Linked DNA regions of Homo sapiens: all the other regions are linked to region 2. A link is a loop called in an ENCODE intact Hi-C map of the cell type or tissue named here. Cell type or tissue: dorsolateral prefrontal cortex. All regions are shown on one strand.

Region 1 (5,000 bases), 67 kb after region 2:
GAGAATACACATATACATTTATTAACAATATTTGGTAATGAGCTTTTGGAAAATGTTTATAAACAGTATCATGCTTTATGTACCATTTACCAAACATTCTAGCCTAATGCTGTAATAACTGATCTAAATACCAACTAATATACTATATTTATACCATTATAACATATAAATATACACAGATTTCTTCCAGTCATTTATATCAGAAAATGCTATGATGTTTCTGAGTTTGTTTTTGTTTTGTTTTGTTTTTTTGAGACAGAGTTTCGCTCTTGTTGCCCAGGCTGGAGTGCAGTGGCGCGATCTCAGCTCACTGCAACCTCCGCCTTCCGGTTTCAAGTCATTCTCCTGCCTCAGCCTCCCAAGTAGCTGGGATTAAAGGCGCCCACCTAATTTTATTTTATTTTTTATTTTTTGAGACAGAGTCTCACTCTGTTGCCAGGCTGGAGTGCAGTGGCGCAATCTCGGCTCACCATAACCTCCATCTACTGGGTTCAAGCAATTCTTCTGCCTCAGCCTCCCAAGTAGCTGGGACTATAGGCACACGCCACCATGCCTCGCTAATGTTTGTATTTTTAGTAGAGATGGGGTTTCACCACACTGGCCAGATGGTCTCATCTCTTGACCTCGTGATCCACCCACCTTGGCCTCCCAAAGTGCTGGGATTACAGGCGTGAGCCACCACGCCCGGCCAATGCCTGGCTAATTTTTGTATTTTTAGTAGAGTCGGTGTTTCACCATGTTGGCCAGGCTGGTCTCGAACTCCGACCTCATGATCCACCCGCCTTAGTCTCCCAAAGTGCTGGGATTACAGGCATGAGCCACTGCGCCTAGCCCTGATGTTTCTGGTATTAAAATACGTATACAGTTTGGCTGGGCACGGTGGCTCACATCTGTAATCCCAGTACTTTGGGAAGCTGAGGCAGGAGGATCACTTGAGGTCAGGAGTCCGAGACCAGCCTGACCAACATGGTGAAACCCAGTCTCTACTAAAAATGCAAAAAAATTAGCCAGGTATGGTGGCACATGCCTGTAATCCCAGCTACTCAGGAGGCTGAGGCGGGAGAATCACTTGAACTCGGGAGGCAGAGGTTGCAGTGAGCCAAAATCATGCCACTGCACTCCAGCCTTCCAGCCTGGGATACAGACCAAAAAAAAAAAAAACAAAAAAAAAATTAATTAACTTAAAGAACACTACTTATTGGCTGGGCGCAGTAGCTTATGCCTGTAATCCCAGACTTTGGGAGGCCAAGGCGGGCAGATCACTTGAGGTCAGGAGTTCGATATCAGTCTGGCCAACACGGTGAAACCCCGTCTCTACTACAAATACAAAAAAATTAGCCAGGTGTGGTGGCACATGCCTGTAATCCCAGCTAATCAGGAGGCTGAGGAAGGAGAATCGCTTGAACCCAGGAGGCAGAGGCTACAGTGAGCCGAGATCGCACCAATGCACTCCAGCCTGAGCAACAAGAGCAAGACTCCGTCTCAAAAAATAAATAAATAACACTACTTATTATCAAATAATTATTAAACTTCTAATAAAGGAAGACAAAAAATTCCCAATTCCATGACTGATTATTTATAGCCACAAGATAATAAAGCAAACAATTGCATTATCATTCAGATTTTAAAAGAACTATGAGCAAATAATTCAATTATCAAAAATCAACTCATAGCTTTAAAATGAACCTTGGGCTGGATGTCGTGGCTCACATCTGTAATCCCAGCACTTTGGGAGACAGAAGCAGGAGAACTGGATGAGCCTAGGAGTTCCAGACCAGCCTGGGAAATACAGTGAGACCTCATTTCTACAAAACATTTTCAAAATTGGTCATGGTGTTGTCTGTCTCTAGTTCCAACTACTGGAGATGCTGAGGTGGGAGGCTCGACTGAGCCCAGGAGGTGGAGGTTGCAGTGAGATGGTGCCACTGCACTCCAGCCCGGGTGACAGAACAAGACCATCTTTTAAAAAAAAAAAAAAAAAAGCAGCCGGGCGCAGTGGCTCACATCTGTAATCCCAGCACTTTGGGAGGCTGAGGCAGGCAAATCACCTGAGGTCGGGAGTTCAAGACCAGGCTGACCAACATGGAGAAACCCCGACTCTACTAAAAAAAACAAAAAATTAGCCAAGCGTGGTGGCAGGCACCTGTAATCCCAGCTACTCAGGAGGCTGAGGCAGGAGAATTGCTTGAAGCTGGGAGGCAGAGGTTGCGGTGAGCCGAGGTCATGCCATTGCATTCCAGCCTGGGCAACTAGAGCAAAACTCCATCTAAAAAAAAAAAAACTTTGCTTATCGTATAAAAATAAAATATATACCAAATTTTCAAATTAAATAACATTTACTAAAGCCAAAAGCACAAAATGTTTATTTATGAAAAAAATCAAATGTTATCTTATTTACAATTTATAGTATTTTTCTTGAACTTTTCTTAAAAATAAATTTGGATATTGATTTGTTGCCACCTACTGGTTAAATTCATATTTGAATGGCATTTCACATCAAATATTCACTACAGTTAATAGAAAACACAGAGAAAAAAAGTAATGTTCTTTTCTTTACAACGTTTTACTAAACTACTATGATAAATTCTGCTTTGGAAAAGTCTGTAAAGTTACCTCACAAAATGGTGGCTTGACTTTTGACAGTATCTTCACTCAAATTTTTCTTTAGTGTGTTGGGACTGTTTTAAAATACCATTATAATTTATTAGAAATATAAAACCTTTAATGAAAATACTTTCAAGATGTTATTTTTAAATTTACAACTCAAACATGTATATGTACCAGTTTTTCAGAATATTGGAGTTATATAGAATTTAGGGTATTACCATCTTTTTACAGTTGATTTCTTAGGACTGAAAACCAAAAAAAAAGTTCTCATTACATTTGTTGTTATACGTCTTAAGTAAATTTTACTCTATAGCAATCTCTCCTCTAAATTCCTTTTTCATACTACACATTGAGGAAAGAGTCTGTTGTCTTACTGAACTACTTTTAAAACTACTTCCAGATTTTAAAAGCATAACAAATTTAACACTCTGAGTTCCCAATTCTAATAAATCAACTGTAAAAAGGCATTCCCTACAGTAACTGTGGAAATGTGAACATGGATTGAGTTTCTGTTTTTTGTTTTTTTGAGACAGGGTCTCGCTCTGTTGCCCAGGCTGGAGTGCAATGGTGCCATTTTGGCTCACTGCAACCTCTGACTCCAGGTTCAAGCAATTCTCCTGCCTCAGCCTCCCAAGTAGCTGGGATTACAGGCACCCGCCACCACACCTAGCTAATATTTGTAATTTTAGTAGAGATGGGGTTTCACTATGTTGGCCAGGCTAGTCTCGAACTCCTGACCTCAAGTGAGCCACCCACCTCGGCCTCCCAAAGAGCTGGGATTACAGGCATGAGCCACCCATGCCTTGATTTTTAGATGACACCAGAAAAATTATGTTAATTTTGTTGATTGTGATAATGCATTATGATTATGTAATAAATGCATGATTGCTGTGGGCTGAATTGTGTCCCCCCAAAATTCGTATGTTGAAGCCTTAACCCCCAGTGTGATATCTGAAGGTGGGGCCTTTGGCAGGTAATTAGGGTTAGAGGAAGGCATCAATGATAGTGAGGCTCATGAAGGGATTTTTTTTTTTTTTTGAGATGGAGTCTTGCTCTGTTGCCCAGGCTGGAGTGCAATGGCACAATCTTAGCTCACTGCAAACTCTGCTTCCCCGGTTCAAGCGATTCTCCTGCCTCAGCTTCCCGAGTAGCCAGCATTACAGGCGCCTGCCACCAAGCCCAGCTAATTTTTTTATTTTTAGTAGAGACAGGGTTTCACCATGTTGGCCAGGCTGGTCTCAAACTCCTGACCTCAGGTGATCCACCCACCTCAGCCTCCCAAAGTGCTAGGATTACAGGCATGAGCCACCACCACTGGCCTCATGATAGGATTATATAAAGAGAGACACCAGACAGCTTGCTCCCTAACTCTCCTAAGCGCGATGGCACAGTGAGACAGAAGGCATCTGCAAGCCAAGAACAGGGCCCTCCTGGAACCTGACCATGCTGGCAGCCTGATCTCAGACTTTCGGCCTCTAGCACTGTGAGAAAGAAATGTCTGTTGTTTTAAGCCACCCAGTCTATGGTATTTTGTTATGGCAGCCCGGGTCAACTAAGACAGTGATGTATATAGAAATATGTAAGGGAGAAATAATATGCAAGAGATATAACAATAATATGCCAACTGCTTTTAAATACAGTTGCAAAAAAGAAAAAAAATGGAACAAAATCTTAATGATTGTTAAATTTAGGTGCCAAGTACTTAGGGGTTTCATATGCTATCAGCTCAGTTTCTAAGTCTGAAGTTTCCTATAATTAAAAAAAACTTTAAAAAAGAAAGAATATTAAAAAAAAAAAAAACTTTTTCAATGTAACTCCTAGAACCAAAACCCTGAAAATAAAATGTTTTAAGATAAAGTACTAATTTGAAATTATTACAAGGCAAAAATAAAAGGTGAGTAGAAACTTTACCATCTTTAAATAAATTTAGTAAAAATTGTTACAAGTTTTTTTGTTTTGTTTTGTTTTTTGTTTTTGAGACAGTCTCCCAGGCTGCAGTAGCATGATCTCCGCTCACTGCAACCTCCACATCCCCAGCTCAAGCGATTCTCCTGCCTCAGCCTTCCGAGCAGCTGGGATTACAGGCGCAGGCCACCAGCACCACCACGGCTGACTGATTTTTTTGTAATTTTAGTGGAGTCGGGGTTTCACTATCTTGGCCACACTGATTTCAAACTCCTGACCTCAGGTGGATCCACCTCAGGTGATCCACTCAGCCTCCTAAAGTCCTGGGATTACAGGCATAAGCCACTGTGCCCCGCAGATTTTTAAGATAATATGAAAGTCCAACCTAAGGGTCTCAAGCTAAAAGCACTGACCTTAAAGGCTAGTATTCTGTTGTAATTAAGTGGCCTGTTCAAATCACTTTTATCAGGGGTTAAATTTTCTTAATT
Region 2 (5,000 bases):
AAGTGAAAGCAAAAACTCTTAAAATGTAGCTGGACTGGTGAACAAGGAATTTAAGAATGTAATGATAATGCTACATGATATTGTAAGGTGTTAAATTCCTGGACAGGATATAGTGTTACAAGCCATAAATTCTTTTTAAACTTCAGATTCTTATTTTTCAAGTTCCTCCAAACAAATTAAAAAGACAAATGATTTGACTGTTCATTACCATATGACTTTTAATAAAAAGTAGGGGCAAGGGAGAGTACCTTCTTGTTGTAATATATCTACATTAACGAAACAACTTCTATGTTTGCAAAGTGTTGTCTGATTTATAAGCTACATTTATCAACCATTAAGTCAGGACAGCATAATGGCCATGAAATAATAATACATAAATTAAGTAATCTCTGGTAAAACTGTGCATGAAGTTATCAGAAGCAATAGTGGCTGATTTCTAAACTTTAAAATCATGACCACATGCGTCCTCCCTTTCCTTCAAATAACCACCAGAGTGTAGGTAAGTAAATAAATAAAATCACTAAAATATCTTAGAATATCTTTCCTTACAGAATGTATTTTAACCAGAAAACCTCATCCACTCCTAATTTGTTTCTCAATAATATTCATCCACTCTGTCCAACCCTCAATTTATCAGTAAAGAATTCATGATATTCCAAAAAGCTAATGTAATTATTACTGTCATCTCATTAAGTGTGCTCTTCCTAGTACCAAACTCTAACATTACAGCTGATACCCAGCTCGTTCACTATGCACACCACCCTCTTCTACCCTTCCCATCACCACCATTTTACTGGCAGAATATTCACAAGGCTGAAGACTGTTTCTCATCTCAGCAAACAGAATGCTTAAGATCAGATGGCTAGCCACAAACCAAAAGTTAGAAGCCACACAAAAATAAACACTAGCAGTCCTAAAATTTTCTACTTTCAGTCTCTAACAAAAGCAGTAACATCATTTTTATTTGTGATGCCCTAAGTTAGAGCCATAAGCTTTTTCCCCTGATTATACTAATAAATCAATTTAAAATGATAATTTTACATCAGATTATGTCCTTCATATACTAGCATACTTTAAATAAATCCATTTTACCATGGTAGGTTCTTCAACTCATTTTTTTTGTATTTTTTCTGTATCATTCCTTAACTACCACATTATTTCTCCATTATTTTTCTAAATATTACATCTATGAACAAAAAAGATAACCCTGCAAACCCTAGAAAAGATAAATCAACATATACCTTAAGTATAAAATATCAATATTAAGTATAACCTATTAGGTAACCAAGAGAAAGGTAAGCATCAACTGTATGCCCAGGAATCTCAATTTAAGACATCATGTAGTATACACTATTTTGGTAAACAGAACTGTATACAATATTTGCATATCAAAATAGGCAACTATAGCCTTATTTCTGACTTCAGATAAAAATATCTTAATTCTTTTTATAAGGCAAAACAGTCATTTTAATGAAATATCTCTTTTCAGATATAATCATATGATTGACAGATAAAATAATTGCTTTAAAAATACTTCTGAGTCATTTTGTCCTTACCTGCAGGCATGAACCATTACTGCATGCAGTGACTGTTCCATTTCCTAGCACAGACTTGAAGAAGCATCATATCTCTCTTACAGAATGTGACTAATCTGTGGGTTTGCAATTCCTAAGCTATTTACAAATGGCACTCCCTTACCATATAAGAATAAATATTTATTACAACCCAAAATCAAGTATTTTTAACCTACATTTTACAAATAACCTTCGTAATTCTGTAGAGCAGCAACCTCAACATATAGGAAGAAAACCTCACAGCATTTCCCTTTAAAAAAGCAAGATTTTTCTTTTCTGCTTTTTAGCTAAATTATTTTTAAAGCCTTCAACAGCTGTCACACATGAACCAGCGGTCTGCTGTGTTATGGTGTGCATGCTGCAGCTGATCAGGCTCCACTATTTTTCTTAAAAAAATCAATCACCCTTTGCAAAAGCAGAACAGCTTGCCCCAATACACATCTTCAATACAGCACAATACCAGCATGCAGGACAATACGTTATATAGCAAACTTGACAAGAAAAAAAAATATGTCCTGGTTTGTTTCTTAGCAATGCTACACCATTAATTGTTCATGCAAGAGATGTAGCTGTACCTTTCTGAAGAGGACGACTTCTCAGAGTTAACTGACATCAGCAGCTCAATCTTCTGCTTGATTTCTGGAAAAATCAGAAAATATTCACAACCAAGATTGCCTGCCCTTGCTTTCAAGCCTTATATCAAGAGATTTTTCTTCTCTAATCCCTTTTGTTCAGAATGAGGCCACAAGATTCGCAGTACTTCTGTTAGGACTGGGATTCAATGGTGCTATAAAGGGAAAAAGCTCCAGAGGCATCAGGCCTTGCTAAACTATGCACATGACTGTTTATGAAAGCAGGAAGTACCATTTCTTTAAAGCAGAGGGGTGTTTTCTTTTTTAAGGTAGAACTAGCATGGTTCTACAAGATGATTTTCAATTTAGCAAAATAAAATACAAACAAGAAATCTTGAACATCTGAATTAAATATACTAGATAATTTGAGAAGCCTGGGTAATCACGTCACAGGCTGTAATAAACAGATATGCAACCCTTGGCTGTTTCTATTTCACTAGCCCTAAAAAATATGGCTCAGTGAATCATTTTTGTCACTTAAGAATGAAATATTAAACCAGAACCCCGATGTATAGATTTCAAAATGTTTAACCTTTGTTTTAATTTCTTGATTGTGTTTAATTAAAGACACATTTAATATCTAGTGTTCCTAACTCCTCTAGAAAGAGACTTCTGATTTTATACCTTAATTTTCCCCTCCTCCTTAGCAGTACAGTACAAGTGAACAGCAACACCCATTTACCGAGCAGAGATAATATATTTGTCCTTTTAGGAAAGGATTGACAATAGACATCTACAACAGGAATGTAAGCACCAGTTCAACTTAATTAAAAGATAATTGCTGATACTGATTTGGAAGGGAGATAACAGACTAAAAGGGAAGGAAGGGTGAAAATAAGAGAGGGAAAAGATAAGGAGACAATCTAACACGTTTCCTTTAAAACATCAACGACTGACTAAAGCACATAATTTTAAGTTAATAAAACTGACATGGTCCTATTACCCAGACTATTTCATGTGTAAAGCTGTTTTCCTATCCCTAATAAGTATTTCCAACTGGATTTTTAAAACTGAAGTGTGCTTTCATAATAAAAAGTTCACATACTAAAAAATAAATTAGTGCCAATAAAATGCTATCAACAGTACCAGGATTTCAAAATAGACCTCAATAGTTTTTTAAGCAGTAAAGCAAATTTTTTTTAAAATGTTGACTATATAAATCAAAGTTGAATATGAGAAGATGTAAAGGAAAAAGGAATAAAAATTAGTTCCATAAAATACAATGGACCTGTACAGAAATATCCTCTCAGCGTTGTTAAAATAAGGATTTTTCCCAAATTTTTAAGCTTATAACTTCAATGAGCATTATAAAAGCGGCATGAATACCTGATGAGAGAGCAGAATCTACCACAGGGTGTAGCCAAGCTGCCGAGCCACTGGGAGAGCAGAGCACAGCGCCTATAGCTGGGGTGGTGCTGAGACTCACCTTGAGGATCAGGCACATGGCGCCACAGTGAGCCCTCAGCAGGGCCCCTCCCCTCATTTTGGAAGGAGCAGGGTGTCAGAGCTCAGACTCTGCCTTGGATTTAGGAACAGCCTCCTCTGCCCTTTTTTTTTTTTTTTTGAGATGGAATTTCACTCGTTGCCCAGGCTAGAGTGCAATGGCACAATCTCGGCTCACTGCAACCTCCGCCTCCCGGGTTCAAGCGATTCTCCTGTCTCAGCCTCCCGGGTAGCTGGGATTACAGGCGCCCGCCACCATACCCAGCTAATTTTTTGTCTTTTTAGTAGAGACAGGGTTTCACCATGTTGGTCAGGCTGGTCTTGAACTCCTGACCTCAGATGATGCGCCCACCTCAGCCTCCCAAAGTGCTGGGATTACAGGTATGAGCCACAGCACCAGGCCTCCTCTGCCATTTTTAATAGCTGTATGACCTTGGAGAAATTACTTAAACTCTCTAAAGCCTCTATCTCCTCTCCTGTAAAATGAGGATAATAACATATATCTGAAAGGCTGTGGCAAGGATTTAATGAAATAACCCATGAAAATAAAGTAGTATTGTGCCTGGGATGCCATGAGCCCTCCCTGCTTCATCTCTCAATAAATATTTACTGAATTAGTTAATGAAGGATACCAGGCCTGTCCAATGTTAAATGGTTTTTCCATAGTTTAAATCCACCTTCTCCTTCTTATCATCAACCTCAACATCCCCATTTTTATCACTGTAGTGTTATTGTAGGTGGGAACTTAACTTTAATCTGTATCTCAGCCTCCCTTCCTAGAGAATTGTGCTCCATGTATCAACTTGCTGCTTCAGAAAAGAGATTACACTTGAATCCATCTTCATCATGGCAATTTTGTATTCCAAAACAACAAAAAGTTCACACTTCAGTATACGTACGTATATCAATGCACTTAAGATGAAAAAGCCCAAGATTAAATTACACAGCTCTAACGAAGTTAATGCCTATCTTGTAAACACTGGAAAGAAAAGTTCAAGCTATAAACCATATTCTGACTGGTGACACTGGAAGCCCCAAACCAAAGAGGATTCTAATAATACATGAAAAGGTTTCCAACTTCATTTTCACCTTATCTCTAAACCTTCAGATTTGTTCATCGCTCCAGAAGGACTCAGAAATCAAGGAACGTTAACACTATGATACTGTATCCTTTGAGGCCCACATACTCTGTCTATGCTACCATCAACTCCTCCCTGTCCTTATCATCCATAGGTCTGGTAATTCCCCACATTCGTGAAGAATTCCAGAAGCCATTTAACTGATTTCCATTCCACCACAACACCTGCCATAATCGGGGGTACCTGGATGTCCATACTGATATGACTTATTA
Region 3 (5,000 bases), 120 kb before region 2:
TACTGACAAGTTCCTAGTAAGTACCAGTGAAGTAGATAAAACTAGGATAAGATTTTAAGACATTTTTTGCCTTAGAATATTTACTGTTTTGGATAATACTGCAATTAGGATATGTTTAAATTACATTTAAAATGTCAAGGCCGGGCTCAGCCTTGCCTTGTAATCCCAGCCCTTCGGGAAGCCGAGGCAGGCAGATCACTTGAGGCCAGGAGTGCGAGACCAGCCTGGCCAACATGGCGAAACCCTGTCTCTACTAAAAACACAAAAAAACTGCACAGGCATAGTGGCACAGGCAAGGTAGCACACGCCTGTAATCCCAGCTACTCAAGAGGCTGAGGCACAAGGCGGAGGTCACAGTGAGCTGAGATCATGGCACTGCACTCCAACCTAGGCGACAGAATAAAACTCTGTCTAAAAGGAAAAAAGAAAAAAAGCAAATAAAATGTCAAAGGACCAATAGTAAGAAAGATAACATGATGTAAAATATTTCCATGGAGAACATGGTTATACTTTTGAAGGAAACACAATCCAATGGGCTCATGTTATTCAACGACATTCATGCATCTTCCTGGTGCAAACTGAATAATATGTGGAGTTCTATATCTGAACAACAAAAGAGATTCTGAAAAGTACAAGAAATTAATGGATAGGCACATTGATGATGTCCAGCCCATAGAGGTCAAAGGAATACGATTTTTGAAAAATCGTTTTCCAACTAAAATTGTATTTCGGTATCAAATACTATCTCAAGGTAAAAATGTCAGTATCTTTCTTTCCTAAAATATATTTGACCATTTTCTCATGCACGAGAGTTGTCCTATCTTTCCACCTTGGCTTCTTTCACAGTTCAAAGGTTGATTCACTGTGCGGGAGGCTGCACAGTTAAGAGTTAATGTGCCTCAGTGTGCAAATGTGTTCACATGAGGTCCCAATGACAATGATGCACCTCATGACAAGCAAGAAGTGATCTCAGTAAAAACTTAAAGTTCCAGATTTTTTTTAAAAAAAATTGGCTATTGCACTCAACTAGGCTAACTTTCCTAAAACAGCAATGGGCAATAAACACAAGAAAAATACTTTGCCACTGGGACAAATAAAGTTAGTTAAGATAATTGAAACCATTAAAGGAAATGGCAACAGGGCAGCGTTAAAAACATGACCTTGGATTCAGACTGCTCTTAAATTACTGCTCAACCATTTACTCATTGTGTTACCCCTGGGCAAGCTGTTTAAGCTGTTTGAGCTTTCATTCTCATCTATGGGAGGGGGAAACACCTGTTACACACAAATGTAGCAATAAGCTTTAGAAATAATCTACGGAAAACTCACAAAAACAAAGTCTAGCACACAAGAAACTTAAATGGTAAAACGTATCTAAGTCAGAAGACTTGTACTGATATTGACTTATTGAATTATGATTTTTCATCACTTTTTAAAAATTAATTTCTTTTTAGAGATGGGATCCCGCTATGTTCCCAGGCTGGAGTGCAGTGGCTATTCAGAGGTGTAAGTAAAGCACACTGAAGCCTCAAGCTTCTGGCCTCAAGTGATCCTCTTGCTTCAGCCTCCCAAGTGGCTGGGATTACAGGTGTGAGCCACCACATCCAGCTTCCTAAGTCACTTATTAAAGTTCTCTGGGTTGGCTGGCACGATGGCTCACACCTGTAATCCCAGCACTTTGGGAGGTCAAGGCAGGTGGATCACCTGAGGTCTGGAGTTCAAGACCAGCCTGGCCAACACGGTGAAACCCCCTCTCTACTAAAAATACAAAAATAAGCCAGGCATGGTGGTGCATGCCTGTAATCGCTGCTACTCAGGAGGTTGAGGCAGGAGAATCACTTGAACCCAGAAAGCGGTGGTTGCAGTGAGCTGAGATCGTGTCACCACACTCCAGTATGGGCAACAGAGTGAGGTTCTGTCTCAAAAAAAAAAAAAAAAAAATTATCTGGGTCTCAGTTGTTTCCATTTCTAATATAAAAGGACTATACTTGATAACCCGTATGGTACATCCCAGCAACAAAACTTTGATTCCATAATTTAATTTTGAACTACTTTTTTCTTTTTTTGAGATGGAGTCTCACTCTATCACCCAGGCTGGAGTGCAGTGGCACGATCTTGGCTCACTGCAACCTCCACCTACTGGGTTCAAGCAATTCTCCTGCCTCAGCCTCCCTAGTAGCTGGGATTACAGGCACATGTCACCATGCCCAGCTACTTTTTGTATTTTAGTAGAGACGGGGTTTTCGCCATGTTGGCCAGGCTGGTCTCAAACTCCTGACCTCAGGTGATCTACACATTTCGGCCTCCCAAAGTGCTAGGATTACAGGCGTGAGCCACCATGCCTGGCCAGAACTACTATTTTTAAATGGTTTTATTTTCAAAAATAACATTTGTCTTTCCAGTGAAGTTTTAAGTAATAATGCACCCCAGAATCAACCAACATTGACGAGAACTCCTACAATTATTTATACAGGATAACTGTGACAATGGGAAAAACAAAAACACAAACCAAAAGGAATCATGTTTCATCCCCATGGATAGATCTCCCCTTGCAAAATCTGACAGAGTTAAGTCTTTACTAATTCTTTCCTCTGTTGCTTTTACTTGTCAAATCACAGTATGTTCATCTTTCTTGCCTAAAAACCTTAATACGGCTGGGCGCGGTGACTCACGCCTGTAATCCCAGCACTTTGGGAGGCCGAAATGGGCGGATCACAAGGTCAGGAGATCCAGACCATCCTGGCCAACATGGTGAAACCCCATCTCTACTAAAAATACAAAAATTAGCTGGGTGTGGTGGTGCATGCCTGTAATCCCAGCTATTCAGGAGTCTGAGGCACAAGAATTGCTTGAACTCAGGAGGCGGAGGTTGCAGTGAGCCGAGATCGCGCCACTGCACTCCAGCCTGGTGACAGAGCAAGATTCCGTCTCAAAAACAAACAAAAAACCTTAATACTTGGTGCTAGCAGCAGGAGGCAGCAGAGATCCTTTGGCTGCCAGGGAAGCTGAGATCAACCTAAGCCCAGACGAGCCAGGGACGTGACTCTCAATCATCCCACTCAGGGAGCCATTTCACACACATGAGGAACAAGTGCCAGGTTTCTCTGGGTAAAGTCAGACTTTGAGTTCAGCAGCAGTGCGGAAAAGAAGGCTAAGTCTAGGGCTGGGAGCTAGAAGCCCCGAGTCCCATTCCAAATTAACTAGCTACAGGTTCAGAGAAAGTTCCTTCTTTTCCTTGAACCTCAAATTCATCTTCAAAATAAGGGGCTTGGTTAAAATGGTCTCAAAGCTTGCTTTCTGTACATCAACATTTGTGTCAGATACCATCTATTACTGGTCTTCGCAACACAAATCTGCTCCTCTCCACCACAACTTGATTGAAATAGGTCCTGTAATCTTGTAGATAAGTCGGGGAACAGTCAAGCATAATGTGGAGACTCCTCTAAAGACTGTCTCCCTGGCCTTGCTCACAGCCCAGAGTGCAAAGCTTCCCCCAAAATTCTGAACTGTAAAAAGAAATAGAATGAGAGCAACTTTCCAAATTATGCTCTGCTACTGGTGATAAGCGGTGGACTTTCTTCCTCCCACACCTGAACAAAGGACACAGAGCAGGGAGACTCTGTCTCCTCCTACTCTGTGGGTAACAGAACCTAATGAAGCACCCAGAGAAACCCACGTGGGCAGCCAGATGGGCTGGCAGAGGAAGGAGGCGACCCCAAGCAGGAGTTCTTCATTGAGAATATTAATTACTTGTGGGCGTGCGGGACACCAGAGGGGTTCTCCGCAAGCCTAGAAGTTTCCTGCTGGAAACACTGAGGGTTCCACTAGATTTCCCTTCCACAGTGAAACACACAAGGCAGGTCCCACCAACTGCCTGTGAAAACCAAGATGTTAAACTCAATGGAGGAGCTTGGAAATACCTGTTAACAATAAAAGAGGACAAGAGCCAGAGACACGCTCAAACCAAAAATCCAGGGGACGGCGTCCTTACCCACATTGTCCTGAAATAGCCTCTGCTCCTTTTTCTTTCATCTCTAACTGGTGAGAATTAATGAGAAAAGCCAGCAGCTGTACTTCTGAATGTCATCAGGAAGAAAGTTAAAGCTGCTGTGCCCAGCACTGGGACTGCACAAAGCAATGGCTCAGGAAAGCAGCTTAGTCCCTTGAAACAGAGCCACCTCACCACATTTCCTGAGTCAAGGGCTCAACATCCTGAGGAGAATTCCAAGTCAATACAGCATCGTGTGCACTACCATGCTGAACAAACCCAGTAATATCAAAATGTTTACCAAATTGACATGAAAGCTTCTGGTCTGAACTTGAACAATACTGGTTCAGTCATAACAAAATTTACTGATAAACAGGGCCACTGAAAGAATTACAATGGTAAATAAATACTAAGTGTAGAGAGACAAAATCAGCCAATGATACAGGTGAGAGGACCTGCGGGGCACCACCGTGGCTCTCGGCATACTAGAGGGTTGCACCCCAAAGGGAGAAGTCTGGAAAAACATTGGGTTTTAAAGGTCTCATCTGGTTACATATTATAATATCTACTTCATAAAATCTAATGGCTATACTTTTTTTGTTTGTTTGGAGACAGAGTCTGTCACCCAGGCTGAAGAGCAGCAGTGACACAATCTCGGCTCACTGCAACCTCCGTATCCTGGGTTCAAGCAATTCCTGCCTCAGCCTCCCGAGTAGCTGGGACTACAAGCACGTGCCACCACACCCAGCTAATTTTTGTATTTTTAGTAGAGATGGGGTTTCACCATATTGGTCAGGCTGGTCTAGAACTCCTGACCTCATGATCTGCCCGCCTTGGCCTCCCAAAGTGCTGGGATTACAGGTGTGAGCCACCGCACCTGGCCCACCCTTATTCTTGTTTGTCTGTTTGAGTCAGAATTTCGCTATTGTCACCCAGGCTGGAGTGCAATGGCACGATCTCGGCTCACTGCAGCCTCCGCCTCCCAAGTCCAAGTGATTCTCTTGCCGCAGCC
Region 4 (5,000 bases), 59 kb before region 2:
ACTTTTGTACTTCAAAGGGCACCATCAAGAAAATTTAAAGGCCACAGAATGGGGGGAAGTACTTGTAAATCATAAGTGATAAGTGATAAGTGACTTGTATCTAGAATATATAAAGAACTCTTCCAACTCAACAATAAAAAGACACACTAATTTAACAATGGATAAAAAGGATTGGAAAGACATTTCTACAAAGAGGATATACACATGACCAATAAATATATGAAAAGATGCTCAACATCATTAGTAATCAGAGAAATGGAAATCAAAACTACAGTCTGACACCACTTCATACCCACTAGAATGGCTATTAAAAGAAGTCAGATAATAAGTTTAAGGAAGGATGAAGAAATAAGGATCTTCAAACATTGTTGGTGGGAAGGGTAATATAGCATAGCCATCTTGGAAAACGGTCTGGCAGTTCCTCAAAAGTTTAAACATAAAATTACCAAATAACCCAACAATTCCACTCCCAAGTATATACCCAAGAGAAATGAAAGCATATATCCAGCAAAATCTCATCCACAGTGTTCAGAGAAGTACTACTATTTTTAACGAAAAGCAGAAACAACCCAAACGTCCCCTAACTGATAAATAAAATGGGGTATATCATTACAAGGGAATGTTATTCACTAACAAAGAGAAATGAAGTACTGATATATGCTACAACATGGATGGATCCTCCAAAACCTTATGCTGGGTGACAGATGCCAGTCAGAAAAGACCGCAGGTTGTATGATCTTCCATTTTCCATCAAATGTCTAGAACAGATAAATTTATAGAGATGGGGTAAATCAGTGGATGCTCATATCGGGGGTTGGGGAAATGGAGAAAAAAGGAGGAAAATGGGGACTGACTGCTAGTAGATATGGGATATCTGTTAGGAGGGATGAAAATGTCCTAATGTGGTGATGGTTGTACAATTCTGTGAACATAATAAAAAACACTAAAATATATATGTTACATGAGCAAACTGTATGCTATGTGAATTATACTTCAAAAAGCTATTGTTAAAAAATAAAAGAAGCCAGGTGTGGTGGTGCACACCTGTAGTCCCAGCCATTTGGGACACTGAGGCAGGAGGATCGCTTGAGCCCAGGAGTTTGAGGCCAGCCTGGGCAACACAGCAAGACCTCATCTCTACAAAAACAACAATAAATTTTTAAAAAAATAAAAGAAAACCCCAATACAGCTATAGATATTTTAAATATCCAACACTACACCGTTATAAAATGTATGACTTCAAGAAACAAATATCTATGTAGAGATTTAAGCAATCAATATGCATAGTCTCTTTTACAATAAGCTCAGCTACATTCAGAGTGAAAATTAATCTGTAATTCTTTAAAAAGGAGACTGAAATTTTATCTAAGGGTCCAAAGTTTAAACAAGGTGCTAATTTAAGAACATGTTTTCATGTACTATAAGAAATATAAAGAAATATACCACTTCAGGCCGGGTGCAGTGGCCCCCACAGGTGATCCCAGCACTTTGGGGAGGCCACAGTGGGTATATCAGTTGAGCCCAGGAGTCTGAGACCAGCCTGGGCAACCTGGCAATACCCACAAAAACTACAAAAATTAGCTGGGCGTGGTGGCACACATCTACAGTCCCAGCTACTAAGGAGGCTGATGTGAGAGGACTGCTTGAGCATGCGAGTCTGCAATGAGCTAAGATCATAGCACTGCACTCCAGCCTGCATGACAGAGTGAGACCCTGTCTCAGGAAAAAAAGAAAGAAGAAAATAGAAAAGGAAAAAGGAAAGGGGAAAGGGAAGGGAAGGGGAAAGGAAAAAGGAAAGGGGAAAGAAAAGGGGAAGGGGAAAGGACAATGGAGAAAGGGGAAAGCAAAGGAAAAGGAAAGGAGAAAGAAAAAAGAAAAAGGAAAGAGAAAGGAAAACAAAAGAGCAAAGCAAAGCAAAAGAGAAAAAGAGGGGAGGAGAGAAAAAAGAAAAACACAGCACTTCAGTGATGGGAATGAAATTAATTTAGAAAGCAAAATTCCACTAGCTACTTATATTTTTCACAAAGAACTATATTTATTTTTACACTACAAAGAAAATTCTAATCATTACTCTAAATTTAAAATGTGGTTTAAAAAAACTTAAAAATATTTTTCTTTCAATATCATACTATAATACTAAAATTATCATCATGCTATGTACTTCATACTATATTCTGCATGTACACTTGCTCTGTCAGAAAAGGGAGGAAAAACTCAACAACCGAGGAAACTACAAGTCTCATCTGCTCTAAATTGCCATGGCAACCAGATGAGAGTTCCGATTTCCTCTCAGCTGCTACTGCGTATTTCTTTTCAGCAGAGAAAAGAAAAAATAAACTCTACATTTAGTAGGAAAAATGTCCTCTCCTTTGCTATCAGCTTAGATGGCAACTGACACAATTTAAGAAATACAGTTCAGTTAATTTTTAATCAAACATAAAGAAAAGGAGCTCCAGATGAATTTCTTCAGTTAGTATTTGAGGGACATTCACATAAAGTCAAATTTCATTTTCTTTCCTCCCTATGTCCACCCTATATCTATAACTTTTCTCTCTCCCTTCCTCCCTCCCTCCTTCTTCCTCTCTTGGTAATTACTGTCAGCTTGAGAAATACCCAATTTCTAATTAATAGTAGAATCGGTCAATATAGGTTGAGTATCCCTCATTCAAAATACTTGGGACCAGATAATGTTTCGAACTTCAGATAATTTCATGTATTCCTCTTTAATGAAAGGTTAAGTTCAAAAACTTTGTGTAAATCAAACCTAAATGTGCAATGACCCTCAATGACCCTCATCCATGTTAAATCTCCTGCTTCTCTTGAGTATGGGTAGATCTGTGAGTGTGAGATATTACACCTGTTATCCAATTATCTACACTACATGCCAAAGGGAGATCACACTGGGTGGCCTGACCTAATCACACCAGTCCCTAAAAGCAGAGGGTTTTCTTTGGCTGGTCAAAGAAGTGGAAGCGGAGCGGCGGGCTCCAGCTGCCTGGAAAAAAAGCAGACATCATTTGTGAACTAGGGCCACAGAGAGCAAAGAACTGCCAGTGGCCTCTAGGAGTGACGGTGCTCCCTGCCAACAGCTAGAAGAATAGTAAGATAACAAAGACCTCAGTTCTACGAACTCAAGGAAATGAGTTCTGCCAACAACCAGTGAGCTGGAAAAGAACTCTGAAGCTCAGATGAGAGCTGCAGATCTGGCCAACACCTTGGTTTCAGTCTAGTAAGAATCCAGCCACACTGTGCTGCCCTGATTTCTGTCCTACAAAACTGTGAGTTAATAAACAGGTGTTGTTTTAAGCTGCTAAGGGTGCAGTAATTTGTTACACAGCAAGTGAAAGTGAATACACTGCCAAGTTCCTCAAACTGTACTAGAGTAGATCATGGAGAATTATCAGACTTTGGCCTCAAAAAGATCTGATTTTTTTTTTTTTAAATAATTGAAATGGCCAGGGGACTTAAGCTGGGTAATCCAGAATGGGAAACAGTTCTCTTTTGGGAATAGGAGTATCTTATTCCCTGAATGAGTCCATTCGTGCATTGCTATAAGGAAATACCTGAGACTGGGTAATTTATAAAGAAAAGAGATTTAATTGGCTCACAGTCCTGCAGGCTATACAGGAAGAATGATGCTGGCATCTGCTAAGCTTCCGGGAAGGCCTCAGGAAACTTACAATCATGGTGGAAGGCAAAGGGGGTGCAGGCGCAACACAGTGTGGGAGCAGTAACAGGAGTGAGAGTGAGGGGGGAGGTGCTACACACTTTTAGAACAACCAGATCTCAGGAGAACTCACTGACTACCATGAGAACAGCATCAAAGTGGAAATCTACCCCCATGATCCAATCACCTCCCACCAGGTACCACCTCCAACATTCGGGATTACAATTCAACATTAGATTTGGGCAGGGACATAGATCCAAACTATATCACTCCCCAAGTCCTAATAGCAAACAATTGTAATTCCAAGCCAAATACTACTTACTTATTTCCTAAGACCATACTGTTTTCTAGAACGTAGTACACAGCCAACTCAAAGTTAGTAAGGATGTAAGTAAATCAGACCTGCTTCCCAACTAATCTACATTTTAGAAAAGAAAGGAGTTGGTGTTCTAAAGGTATTGCTGCCTGATCACCTCACTGAGTTCTGAGTTCAGGTTTTTATCATCTATTTCCTGGACTAACTTTTCCTCATTAATTTCCTTGTTTCTTGCTTTTATCCTTCCCATTTTACACATTAATTCCATATATTCTTTGCAAAAAGCAAACCTCTGGTTCTAAAATTGCATTTCAGCACTACATATGTCTTATGCCACTAGTACTATTAATATTTTATAAAACACTTGTGGGATCTGACAGAAAATATTACTACTGAAATGGAGAAAGACTGACAGAAAAGTTAAACCAGTGAGTCCAAATGCATGTAAAATGACATCCACTGATTCTACAACTACCCAGAAGCACACAGATGCCCAGCACTGAGGGGTGTACAGTCTAGTGAGGAGGGGAAAGTGCATGTAAACACACAAATGTAAGCAACTGCTCCTGGTATCGTTATGGAAACAGAGATGGTAGTGGGCCAAGTCAGAGACATCTAGAGGTGATCTTACAGACTGGCCAGAATGAGGCTGACTGCAGGAGGTCCATGTCTCAGGGAACCACATCATCAAAAGCACAGAGGCCCAAACTAATCTGGTATGACTGGAGAGAGGAAAGAGGTTAGGCATAGGAATAATCCACAATTCAAAAGAATAAACCACAATGCTAAGAAGCTTGGGCTCTATCCCTGAGGCAAGTAGTAGCCACTGAAATGCAACCATAGAAACAAGGATTAGCTTTCTGCAAAAAACATATGAAATTAGAGTGTAGAACAGGTAGAAAGGATAAAAGCAAGAAGAAAGAAAATTCATGGGAAAACGCTGCAATTGTTAGTCCAGGACAGAGATGATTAAAAACTGGAACTCAGAACTCAGTACAGTTGTTGCTCTGTATCCAT
Region 5 (5,000 bases), 120 kb after region 2:
GATGGAGTCTCGCTCTGTCGCCCAAGCTGGAGTGCAGTGGCACAATCCCGGCTCACTGCAAGCTCCGCCTTCCAGGTTCACGCCATTCTCTCGCCTCAGCCTCCCGAGTAGCTGAGACTACAGGCGCCCGCCACCATGCCGGGCTAATTTTGTTTTTGTATTTTTAGTAGAGACGGGGTGTTAGCCAGGATGGTCTTGATCTCCTGACCTCGTGATCCGCCCGCCTCGGCCTCCCAAAGTGCTGGGATTACAGGCGTGAGCCACCGCGCCCGGACAGCAGCCCTCTTTTTAAACAGGAATCAGAACCTGTCCCTTCCACATGTAAGCCTCCAATGGCCTACGAGGGTAGACACGCTCTGACTCCTGCCTCCCATCAACCTCTCTGGGCCACTCAGGCCACTCTTACTTTTGGGTTTCTCGAATACTTCCAGCCCATTCCTCCCCAGGGCCTCTGCCACACTGGATCTCCTCCTCATTCTCGATCCTGCCCAAATGCCATTTCTCAGAGAGTGGACTCTGGTCCCGGGCTGCCTTGATTCAACAGCTGGGCATGTTACTTACTTTTCCTGTGTCCCTGTTTCACCTGTAAAATGTCCGTAATAACGGTGCCTACCTCTTAGGGTTGTCACAAGGTATATGTAAAACAATCGACAGAGTGACTGGCACAGTGTTCAAATGTCATCTATTATTATTACTTAACATGTCCCATCTTCATTTTCTTCCTATCCCTTAGCCCTATCTGAAATTATCTTGTCACCCTCTTTGTGGTTTTCCCCAAACCTCCCAAGGTTAGCTTTGCAAGGAGCTTTGTCTTGTTCAAAACTCTATCACCGGCCGGGCTTGGTGGCTCACGCCTGTAATCCCAGCACTTTAGGAGGCCGAGGCGGGCGAATCACGAGGTCAGGAGATCGACACCATCCTGGCTAACACGGTGAAACCCCACCTCTACTAAAAATACAAAATATTAGCCGGGCGTGGTGGCGGGCGCCTGTAGTCCCAGCTACTCAGGAGGCTGAGGCAGGAGAATGGCGTGAATTCGGGAGGCGGAGCTTGCAGTGAGCCGAGATCGCGCCACTGCCCTCCAGCCTGGGCAACAGAGCAAGACTCGGTCTCAAAAAAAAAAAAAAAACAACCTCTAACACCATCTCCGAAGACAGACATGTAAATACCTATTGAAGACATGAATAAATAAATAACATCAAACAGTTCTTTTAAATAATATCTTGATTCAGGTCGGGCACGGTGGCTCACACCTGTAATCCCAGCTGTGTGGGAGGCCGAGGCCGGTGAATCACCTGAAGTCAGGAGTTGTAGACCAGCCCGGCCAACATGGTGAAACCCCGTCTCTACTAAAAAATACAAAAAAAATAGCTAGGCTTGGTGGCGGGTGCCTGTAATCCCAGCTACTCAGGAGGCTGAGGCAGGAGAATCCCTTGAACCTGGGAGGCGGAGGTTGCAGTGAGCCAAGATTGGGCCATTGCACTCCAGCCTGAGCGACAAGAGCGAAACTCTGCCTCAAAAAAATTATTAAATAAAATTATGACTTGATTCAAAGAGTTAAGTGAAAAATGGCAATGCCTCAATCAGTTATATAATTGGGCTGGTCCCGTTACCTTACAGACTAGAGCCAGTTCGTTTCATCATTAGCTGGTGTGTTATTTTCCCCCTCAAATTCTATCACATATACACAATACACAGTGGGAGAAACTGGCAGATTAATCTGTGAGAGGAAAAGCTGAGTACTGTGGCTATTCACTAAGTCTTCATCAACATACCACATAAATCCAAACTGCGGCCCACCAAAAAGGCCCTCGACCATTAGGAAAATCATACTCTAATATATGCAAATACAAGACACATATTGACTTAATTAGAACTGTTTTTCCACATGTACGTAAAGGTAACATGCACATATACGTGTCTATTTGTATATACATGCACACATAGCCATCTCCGACACTGGGGTCATACTTTTTCCACTTGTTTTTATGTTTCTGAGTATAACAGACTACGTGGAATTAAATCAATGCTTTGAATTAAGAGCTGTGATTAAAACACAGTACTTATTCAGAATCCTAAACATTACAGTTCTCCTTACCACTGGGTAAACTTCCATGGTTCACCAAAGGAAATCTCAAATTTAAGGTTGTAATTCACTTGAAAGCTAGCACTAATTTTTTTAAAAGCAACCAAAACTACCAAAAATCCAGTCCATTTTAACATCTTATGAATTCAATATCCAATTTTTACCGACCAATTAGTTCTTCAACTCTTTAGGAAGTGCTTTCCCCTTACTCTAATGGTTTTTTCTTTTTTTTTTTTTTTTAAGGTATTTTTAAGTCACTATCCACATTTTGTGAAACTGAAGGACCAAGGCCAACGAGAAGGGGAAAAAAGTGAGCGTGCTGCGACGTACCCCTCAAAGGAAACAACCAAAAATGTTTCTGGATTTTATTAAAGATAATGCTGGATTCTCGTTCCCCACAGTACCAAAGATGCCACACAGAGTATTCTTGCTCAAAAGAGCGAAGCAATTAATCTAGAGGAAGAGATAACGATGTCGAACGCTGGTAAATCAAAAAAATTAGGAGAGAGGAGTGGAAAAGGAGAAGACGCGGCGGCGCTGTGCGGTCTCGGAGCAGCTCTCCAGGAAAGGGTTCTTGGGCAGCGGCCCCCCTGCTCGGGTGAGCGGCCAGGCTGGAGGTGGCCGCCACGGGCGCGTTTTCCACTCCGACCGGCTCCCGCGCACACGCCCACCGCCCTGCGCAGCCCGCGACCCCGGCGCCCGCAGCGCACCCAAGTCACGCTCAACCCGAGCGGAAAGTTTCGAATCCAAACCCGAGAGCCGAAACGCACAGGTCTCGGGGCTGAACTCGCGCCAGGAACACGCCCGAGGCAAACCACTTGACAACCAGCTTAGGTTCTCAGCAGAAAGGCCGACAGGCGGGGGCCGGGGAGGAAGGGGAGGCGAGACACACGCCCTCCCGCACACTCGGCCCCTCCGCCTCCTCGGCCCGCGGCTCAGGTGGGAGCAACGCAGCCGCTGCACTCCCGCAGCGGGCGGGCCGGAGCCCAGCGGCAGACGCCGGGGCCCCTTCCGGAAAGGGCCGCGACCCCCGGGCCAGCTCGCGGGCAAGGGACGGGTGCGCACGCCCTGCCCGGCGCCTTTCCGCCGGCCTCCCGCCCGCCGGCCGGTGGCGACCCGGGGCGGGAGGTCGCGGGGTCGAGGCTCCGTGATGCTAGGGAACCGGCCGCGGCCCGCGCGCCCCTCCCCCGCCGCCGCCCCTCCCCCCGGGCCGCCCGCCGGGGGCAGGAGCCGAGCGCCAGCGTCCCGGGGGACCAGCCCGCCCGCCGGCCCGGGGACCCGGACAACTTTCCCCTGCGCGGCCGCGGGCGCCCCCGACGGGGCGGGGGTGGGGAACGGGGACAGGCGCAGCGTGGACTCACTTTTTCGGATGTTTCTCTCTTTTCGGCCTCCGCTTTCGGGCCTGAATGGCCAGCACTGGGGAAGAGAAGACACACATTAACGGTCGGGCCGCCCGCCCGGGCTGGCCGCGTGGCGGGGAGAGGGCGCGCCGCGGGCCACTCACCTTTCCGGGAGCTCATTCCGACGCGGCGGAAGCGGGGCGGGGGGCTTCGCGACGGCGACGCGGGCGCCGAGACGAGCTGGGCTGCAGCCTCCACTCGCTCCGCCGGCCGGGAGGAGACGAGAACCGCGCCTGCGCCGCCGCCGCCGCCGCCGCTCCAGCAGGGACCCAGCAAGACCCGCCCCCGTCCGGCCCCGCCCCCGCCCCGCCCCCACCCGCCGGCCCCGGGGGTCGGGACCCCAGCGCCGCGCGCCCAGCGCCCCGCGCCCCCGCCCCACCCACCTGTGCAGAAGTGGCCGCCGCCCATGGCCGCGCTGGCCCTCGGCCTCCCCCACCCCAGCCCGCGGCCCGGGCCTCCGCCTCCTGCGATCCTGCGGCTGGCCCAGGCCGCCCGCCTCTCCCGGGCACCGGACCCGCGGGACCCTCCCTCCCCGCCGCGGCCTCTCCCCTCCGCACCCCGGCCGGTCGCGCCGCCCGCTGCTCCATGCGCCCGTCCTTGGCCGGCGCCTCCGCGGGTCTCGCACCACCTCTCTTCCCGCGGCCTCTTCTCTCCCTTTGCTCCTCTACATCCTTGCAACCCCATGAGCGCCGCTTCCTCCTCTCCGGCAGGCGTGGAAAGGGCACACGACCAAAAGCTGGGAAACCTGGGTCCGCGATTAGCGGTGTGACCTTGGAGAAGTCATTTTCTCTCCCACCTCTAAGTGCCCTCCAGGATTGCATGAGTTTAATGAAGGAAAAGATACAGATAGCATTCAAGGTAGGACAAAGGTTTTGCACATGAATTGAAACTCGCTTCCGTAAACACCAGGTGTATAACAATTCAAAACAACAATCACACCAAGTAGTTATTTTCTGCATCCTACAATGAGGAAACTGAGTCCCAACGAGGTTAAAAAGTTTAACCAGCCAGGATCGAAATTCAGGCCTGGCCGTCGACAAACCACCTTATCAGGCTGCCTACAAAAGATGTGAATCAAGTTGATAGTGACACAAAAAGATAACTGCAATGTTCTCTTATTTATGTAAATAATTACAATAGTTTTTGAAAGATACGCATTCTGACTATTAACTCCCTCATTGGTCACACAACTGTATCTTTGACAAGGTGGCTTACACTAAGGATGATAAATCAGAACGGGAAACTCTGCTTGGATTTTGAAGAGTCCTTAACTTTTTATATTCAAAAAAATATCAAACCCTATAGAAAAGTTACAAGGAAAATACAATTAACAGCCAAATTAACCCATATTCACCAATTTTTAACATTCTGCCACATTTGCTATCTATGTGTCTGTGTGTATGGTTTATTTTGCTGAATCACTTGAGTTTTTGTAGACACTGTTACCCTTTATCCCTAAATATTTCAGTACATATCTACTAAGAATAAAGATAATCTCCCACATAATCAGAATT

What was found. Peaks named below come from ENCODE experiments on the same cell type or tissue, not always from the same donor. Only the 100,000 strongest peaks of a DNase experiment are listed, where the experiment ranks them.
Region 1: it touches region 2 in a loop (2.2-fold over the local background); 4 of 110 quality-filtered maps call a loop at or near these places.
Region 3: it touches region 2 in a loop (8-fold over the local background); 9 of 110 quality-filtered maps call a loop at or near these places.
Region 4: a loop joins it to region 2, with 1.9 times the contacts of the local background. A loop is called at or near these places in 17 of 110 quality-filtered maps.
Region 5: a loop joins it to region 2, with 5 times the contacts of the local background. A loop is called at or near these places in 11 of 110 quality-filtered maps.

What each region holds. Positions count from the first base shown.
Region 1 is chr7:105,333,688-105,338,687 of GRCh38, forward strand. All of the region lies in intron 2 of SRPK2 (SRSF protein kinase 2), which reads right to left. Among named protein-coding and RNA genes, the nearest start is that of SRPK2, 53 kb to the right of the region's middle. In dorsolateral prefrontal cortex, a CTCF peak has its summit at 2,471 (motif pointing left); no DNase peak of the experiment used is centred here; H3K27ac peaks cover 391 bases.
Region 2 is chr7:105,266,657-105,271,656 of GRCh38, forward strand. The region is part of intron 2 of SRPK2 (SRSF protein kinase 2); the gene reads right to left. Among named protein-coding and RNA genes, the nearest start is that of SRPK2, 120 kb to the right of the region's middle. RefSeq lists an enhancer at 2,162-2,451. In dorsolateral prefrontal cortex, CTCF peaks have their summits at 2,360 and 2,710; no DNase peak of the experiment used is centred here; H3K4me3 peaks cover 3,596 bases; H3K27ac peaks cover 3,730 bases.
Region 3 is chr7:105,150,102-105,155,101 of GRCh38, forward strand. The region is part of intron 7 of SRPK2 (SRSF protein kinase 2); the gene reads right to left. Among named protein-coding and RNA genes, the nearest start is that of KMT2E, 140 kb to the left of the region's middle. In dorsolateral prefrontal cortex, a CTCF peak has its summit at 2,970 (motif pointing right); a DNase peak (open chromatin) is centred at 3,010; H3K27ac peaks cover 2,905 bases.
Region 4 is chr7:105,207,818-105,212,817 of GRCh38, forward strand. The region is part of intron 2 of SRPK2 (SRSF protein kinase 2); the gene reads right to left. Among named protein-coding and RNA genes, the nearest start is that of SRPK2, 180 kb to the right of the region's middle. In dorsolateral prefrontal cortex, no CTCF peak of the experiment used is centred here; a DNase peak (open chromatin) is centred at 3,053; H3K4me3 peaks cover 1,065 bases; H3K27ac peaks cover 3,272 bases.
Region 5 is chr7:105,385,201-105,390,200 of GRCh38, forward strand. It overlaps SRPK2 (SRSF protein kinase 2), which reads right to left and starts at 3,721. Exons shown (of 16, transcript NM_182692.3): 1 at 3,591-3,721; 2 at 3,448-3,502. The coding sequence starts at 3,606. RefSeq lists silencers at 2,872-2,971, 3,072-3,191, 3,532-3,661, 3,692-3,761, 3,772-3,821 and 1 more. In dorsolateral prefrontal cortex, CTCF peaks have their summits at 2,661 and 2,861; DNase peaks (open chromatin) are centred at 2,641, 2,891, 3,721 and 4,051; H3K4me3 peaks cover 2,268 bases; H3K27ac peaks cover 1,334 bases.